Regions from separate parts of the Homo sapiens genome. Here region 2 is linked to region 1. Evidence: chromatin contacts called from ENCODE POLR2A ChIA-PET data. All regions are on one chromosome and are shown on one strand. Each heading gives the region's core, a stretch centred on a gene start or an enhancer-like site at or near the end of the contact. The rest is flanking DNA. Distances are from core to core; before and after follow the strand shown. Region 1 holds the start of SDAD1-AS1 (SDAD1 antisense RNA 1). Region 2 holds the start of CXCL10 (C-X-C motif chemokine ligand 10).

Evidence for each region. ChIA-PET counts read pairs that join two places held with the same protein, here RNA polymerase II (POLR2A).
Region 2: POLR2A ChIA-PET joins it to region 1 with 12 read pairs in activated T-cell. The contact joins the promoter of CXCL10 here to the promoter of SDAD1-AS1 in region 1. POLR2A ChIA-PET finds 5 or more read pairs at or near these places in 4 of 52 experiments (H1, OCI-LY7, activated CD8-positive, alpha-beta memory T cell and 1 more).

What each region holds. Positions count from the first base shown.
Region 1 is chr4:75,978,951-75,982,250 of GRCh38, forward strand. It overlaps SDAD1-AS1 (SDAD1 antisense RNA 1), which reads left to right and starts at 1,840. Exons shown (of 3, transcript NR_125906.1): 1 at 1,840-2,015. It overlaps SDAD1 (SDA1 domain containing 1), which reads right to left. Exons shown (of 22, transcript NM_018115.4): 2 at 2,983-3,087; 3 at 2,422-2,520.
Region 2 is chr4:76,021,627-76,025,045 of GRCh38, forward strand. It overlaps CXCL10 (C-X-C motif chemokine ligand 10), which reads right to left and starts at 1,871. Exons shown (of 4, transcript NM_001565.4): 1 at 1,745-1,871; 2 at 1,065-1,191; 3 at 740-829; 4 at 1-322. The coding sequence starts at 1,805. The coding sequence ends at 304. It also overlaps a transcript of ART3 not described here.

The DNA of each region.
Region 1 (3,300 bases), core at 590-3,089:
CCTGGGCAGCTGAGTGACAGACCCTGTCTCAGAAAAAAAAAAAAAAAAAAAAAAAAAAAAATTCAGGGAAATTGCTAAAAGGACTAAGAAGCTTCCCCTGGCAAGGTGGTGACAATCTGAACATAAAGTAATTAAAATAATAATACTAAAAAAAAGTTTTAAAGTACATAAAAAGGTAGTTATAATGTCAATGAAATACATATAACTTGACTTTTATTGATTTGACTAAGTAGGTAAGAATTACTATATATGGATATTTTATTTCTTCCAAAAAAAATACAATGTTTCTATCTGTGTAAGCAGGACAGAGTGAACAAAATCTTGGGAATGATTCAAAAAGTCTTGGAAAAATAGCAAATACACCAGGTAGAAAGATAGCCCAGTGGCTGATAAGAATTGTTGGTTATCCCAATAACCAATTAAAAAGAGCTTCTTCCAGTGTGTTCAATGCTTCCTCTAAAGAGCAATGCTAACTATACAGACGCAATCCTTTATCTCCTAGTAAAGGAAATCTCTATTATTATTATTATTTTTTTTTTTTGAGACAGAGGCTGGAGTGCAATGGCGCGATCTCGGCTCACTGCAACCTCCGCCTCCCAGGTTCAAGCAATTCTCCTGACTGAGCCTCCCAAGTAGCTGGGATTACAGGCACGCACCACCATGCCCGGCTTATTTTGTATTTTTAGTAGAGACAGGGTTTCTCCATGTAGGTCAGGCTGGTCTCGAACTCCCGACCTCAGGTGATCCTCCTGCCTCGGCCTCCCAAAGTGCTGGGATTACAGGCGTGAGCCACCGCGCCTGGCGGAAATCTTTATTATTTTTTAAAAACCTACTAATCATCATAAAGCACTATAAAGAAATATACATACACATTTTTTTCCATTTAAAAAAAAATTTAGAGGTGGGATCTTGCTATGTTGCCTAGGCTGCAGTGTAGTGGCTATTCACAGGCATGCTCATACCACACCTCAGCCTCAAACTCCTGACCTCAAGCAATCCTCCTGCCTCAGCCTCCCAAGAAGCCGGGACTACAGGTGCACCTGGCATATATATTAATTTAATAATGCCCACAGACCAGTTTGGTGGGGTACTGCCAGGAAAATAAAACTTAAAGAAATCCTAATTACTTGGAAAGCCATTAAGTCTCTATACTCAAAATATCAAATCTCTATGACCTACAAGGACTTCAAGAGTAACATGACATAGGTAAAAGCCTTTAGACTAGGGGTTCAAGTTTGGAGTCCCTTGGGCTATACTGCCAGGTCCCATGTACCAGCTGAGTATCAATCAGTTGACAACCCAGGGCCTGAAACCTTGGCTTGTCTGAGACAGTATTCTTTTTCTTTTTGGCCTAATCAAATTACTAAAATCCTAAAGTAGTATAAAAATGATAGAAATACAAAAAACCTGAGAAAGTCTAAAAGAAAACAAATATTCATCTAAAGACTTGGCATTTCTACAAGTTGTGCTATAGGATATTAGTACGTTTTGTGATCATATTTGCGTACTTATCTGCTGTAAAGAGGTTTGAAAAGCAGATGTATTAAATTTGGAAATGTCTTAGTCCCTAGAAGCAGAGACTGATTTATTACAAGTGATTTGTTGGGGGTATGATCTCAGAAAGGAAGTGAAGGAAGGAGGATAGTGCAGAGACACGCAAAGCAAAGCAAGGATGTGCCCTTGACTGGAGACTAGCTTTAGTCCCAACACAGGAAAACACTGGAGCACATCCTGCATTGGAGTCAGAGCCACCCTGAGGTAATGGGCTGGGCTTTTGTACCACATGATAATGGGCTGTGGGCTACTAGGGTAGGAGGACACCTCCCAGGCACTAGGACTCCGATTTAGCTGAGGACAATGTTGCAGAGAAAGGGCAGCTGAGGGCCACCAGCAGCTGACATTCACAACAAGTGGGGCAAACAGGTACACCGGCCTCGTGAAGGGAATGTCAGCCAGGACTCAACCCCAACCACTAAAAGGACAATGATGAAATGCTCAAACTGACTGTCTAATGGGTAAGTTTACTAATTTAAGGCATTATAAAAATGACAAGTTGTGATTAGGATTCTACATGCATATGAGATTTGAATGACTAGAAGAAATCATCTCAAAAGGTTAAAGAGCATCCTGTAGGGTTAGTGTGCTGGAAGAATAGAAAGATCACAGTGTAGCTGAAAACAATATGATATCAGAAACACAGGCTGGAAGCAGATCATGCAGGCACTTTTGAGCCAGGTTATTAAGTTTCCGTTTTACTCTAAGTATAAATGAGAAGCCATAGAAGGATTTTTAGGAAAGGATAATACATTATAATTTACGTTTTCTGAAGATAATTAGCTTAGAGGCTGTTCTCATTTAAATATATATGAACGCAGCACACATGAACACAGCACAATTTATTCATCCAACTACTGGTCCTACCATTCGCAGATCTGGATCCAATACGGTATGATTGCAGGAGAGAAGATCTTTCACCTCTTGAGGAAAATTACTTAGGTACTCTGGGTAGCAGTGACTAATCTGTAACAAAGCAAAGGCTCTTCTGAAGTTGCTCTCTTTCTCTCCTATAATTCAGATGCATACATTTAGGATGTTCTGCAAAACGAGAGTAAAAGGCTATGTTTCATAGAAGTAGATGGTTCCAAACAACCTTCTTTTCCTTCTACATGTTAATTTCTCCAACATTTATCATGGTTTCTCTAGTCTTAGTAATATTTATGGCATGATTTAGTACCTGCTTTTATGATGAATTTGAAGAAAAAAAATAGTCTTAAAGTTTTGTCCTGGTTAGTTATGCAAAAAGATCTAGTGACATTCTCTAACTCATGATAGGGAGAAAATAAAATTTGCAAAAAGGGAAAGTTAGAAAAATATTTTAATTAAGTTCCCATTCCAGAGTGGAATAAGGTTGAGTATTAGTGAAAAAACATTCAGCAAACTGTGTGTTAATACTGGTCTTTATTTAAGCAATTATATTCTTACCTGTGCCATAAACATCACCAGCTCTGCTAGTTCTTTGCTGGGTTTATTTGGTTGCAATTTGAAAATCTCCACATTGGATTTGTAGTGATTATACTGCTGTAGAAACTGCAGAAAAATAAAATTTAAGTTTGTCACATTGTATTACATGACTTTCTCAGTACAGACATTCAGTAGAGAAATTCTTAGTAGAAACTGTTGACGATCACATGGAGAAAAAGATAATGCAAAAGTATATAAAAACACTCCTTTTGCCTTATCTGCATTCTTCAAAGTGCGCTTTTTAAAGACCTGAGCACATCACAGATAATCTAAAGAACT
Region 2 (3,419 bases), core at 621-3,120, 43 kb after region 1:
AAAGGTGAGGGAAATATTTGAAGCAGGGTCAGAACATCCACTAAGAACATAGCACCTCAGTAGAGCTTACATTATAGTGCCAGGGTAGAGTTATTACTGAATAGCTTAGGATGATGAACATTAACCTTCCTACAGGAGTAGTAGCAGCTGATTTGGTGACCATCATTGGTCACCTTTTAGTGTAACTGCAAACTAAGAACAATTATGGCTTGACATATACTCCATGTAGGGAAGTGATGGGAGAGGCAGCCTCTGTGTGGTCCATCCTTGGAAGCACTGCATCGATTTTGCTCCCCTCTGGTTTTAAGGAGATCTTTTAGACCTGTAAGAAGAGAAAGGGGATATAAAAGTGTGATAGTCTGACTCTGGCTTCAGATTGGGTTGTGTTTGGAAAGTACCGAGTTCATAGAATAGATAACTGAGCTTTCCTGCTGCTATGCATTCATTATGGATTATAGGGGTTGCTTTTTTCAACCATGAAAGACTTGGGGAAAATGTTGTCAGTTTTGCTTAGATAGTTATAGCTGTACTTCAAGGTTGACTGGTAATCAGGGTAACTTCTGATACTTATCACACAAGATGGTGCCTCAGCATTTAAATAAATGGAGGTAGGGGAGGGCGTGGTGGTAACATACTTTTAAACCAGCGATTGCACAGCAAACCACAATGCAAGTATTTCTGACTCCCAAGATTGCCGTTTCCTAAAGAGCAATTCTTCTGCAGGCAACAGCAAACCTACCTTTCCTTGCTAACTGCTTTCAGTAAATTCTTGATGGCCTTCGATTCTGGATTCAGACATCTCTTCTCACCCTTCTTTTTCATTGTAGCACTGTAGAAATAAATAGGGATGAAAATATTTAAAACTGTGTTGGGTCAATAAAACAGATGGCATACGCAGTTCTGAAGTCAGACATTTAAGTTTCACTCTGCATGTTTTTGTTTGCTGTACATTAGTTTTAGAATCATCACAAACCCTTTACTGATCTTTTTTTATTATCATTACATATTTAATACAGTATATAATTACAACCAGGGAAGTGATAATCAGATGGGATTTCACTCACATGATCTCAACACGTGGACAAAATTGGCTTGCAGGAATAATTTCAAGTTTTTCTAAAGACCTTGGATTAACAGGTTGATTACTAATGCTGATGCAGGTACAGCGTACAGTTCTAGAGAGAGGTACTCCTGTAGGAAAAGAGGAACAGCAGAGAAGGTTAGCACAGTGTTCATTTTAGGCATTTAATGTAGACTGGTGGTATTTAGCAGAACCTATATCCCCATATCAGCAAATAGTCACTTAATCTGAGGAGGAATGGATCACATCATAACACAACTGTAAATGATTAAAGAGTTGATTATCTGGAAGAAAAGAATTGCAGCTTGTTGATTATAAAGTCAAACCCTTAAGCACAGTTCATGTGGTTCATTGAGCTTAGTTAGGTAAGGAAGTATCTGTATCTCATCTCTGTCCGCATTCCCTCACATTTTCTCTCTCTATCCTCCCTCTTCCCCATCTCTTCTGTCCTCCTTCCCTTTTTCCTTCTCTTTCTCTTATTCTATTTGTTTCTCTCACTTCAATTCATATAAGTTTTATGATCTGAGGGAATCTCTATTTATTTCCCTCTTATTTATAAGCATGCAGTGAAACTTTTACAAATACATTATTTCTGTATTTTTAGAATTTATACCTATTCCTATTTCTCATTTTACAAATTAAGTATCCTTTGATGTTCCTTACCTTGAATGCCACTTAGAGTCAGAAAGATAAGGCAGCAAATCAGAATGGCAGTTTGATTCATGGTGCTGAGACTGGAGGTTCCTCTGCTGTAGGCTCAGAATATGTCTAAGCAATTGAGGAATGTCTCAGAAAACGTGGGGCTAGTGTGCCATATTTATCTGCAAAGCCATTTTCCCTCCCTAATTCTGATTGGATAAGGGCATTACAGTTGACTTAGCAAAACCTGCTGGCTGTTCCTGGGGAAGTCCCATGTTGCAGACTCGAAGGTATTATTTATTGTAGCCTCCAAGTTACGGAATTTCCCTCTGCTCCTCTTTTTTTGGTAATAGTGAATTAGGTTTCACTTTCCAAAACATGAACTGTTTCTTGAAAAAAAGAACTTCATTGCATATAGAAAAAAACAAAGGTTGCAATCCATTCTAACTATAATGCTTTTTCTCAACACTTAAACTTTTACAGTTACTTTCAGAGGTTATTTTTCAAAATATCCCCAGTAATAGAAATTTTTCATCCTTTATAGGTAAACCTAATTTTTTGGTAACAGCAAGTTGTGCCTGATTATTAGAACAGTGATTTACCTGGACAGTCCTCCTTGATCAAATACTATAAAGTAATAGGACTGGCCTGCTTTGACAGGGTCAAAGATCTGGAACTGGCAAGTTTTAAATAATTCAATAAATGCTTTGATCATTCATAACACCATTAGATTAAGTAAATAGCCTCCAACATAACTATTTTGAGGGAAAACATTGCTCATTTGGGTATCTGATTTGTGGTGTGTTAAAACAAGTTTCACGTCTTATAGCAGTCCCTGAATGAAAACATCATAAGATGGTATCTAGAATGGTGTGAGAAAAGGATTCATAGCTATCCTAGGGTTATTGTAAAAAACAAAGGGTGCTTTTTGAGGAAATGAATTTAAAAGCGGGGGGGCACGCATAGAGACAGACCTTGGGAAAGTAGCTTGAGACAGAAGGGAAACAGGTTGATTTACGATGGGGTTCAGCTCCAAGACACTGTTAAATGCAAAGAAAAAGAAAAAAAAAGTGTTGGCCATTGAGCTAGTAACAGTGATAACTGAAATTGGCACAATTTTAACTGGATGATGAATCGTGGCAAAACTTAATTTCACAGCATTCAATAGTACTTGACTGATTATTCATAGTAGCTAGCAGTAGAAAGCACATGATACTCATATAATGGAACACATGTTGAACCTGAGAGTGGAAATTTAGCAGTATCCATGGATATAGTGGTCCTTGGTTGTGTTCTTTGCAAATGATTAGTAACAGGGAATCCAAGATGAAATACTGTTTCAAAGGCAGGCACCACCCTGCAATGAGAGATCTGAGGCAAGTGATATTTAGAACCTAGGAAAATATATGGGAGTTCTTTTCATAGTCAGCTGGGCTGCAACAATGCAGGGATTGGTCAGGGAATGGAAAAGCTTCCATCCTAGGATCAGGCTACTGTACTAGGCAGATACTGTCTCAGAACCTGGTATCAGGGGCCAAGAATAAAGCCTGTATCTGCAAACTGGGTGCACATAAAACTTGGATCCTCAAATGTAGGAACTCCATCATTAAAGCAGAGAGTGAGTTGCTTGGGGTAAATGGAATTTGCTAGAGAGCTGAATCCCATGTTAATCTGTTCTAGGAACTGGAATAGAGCTAAG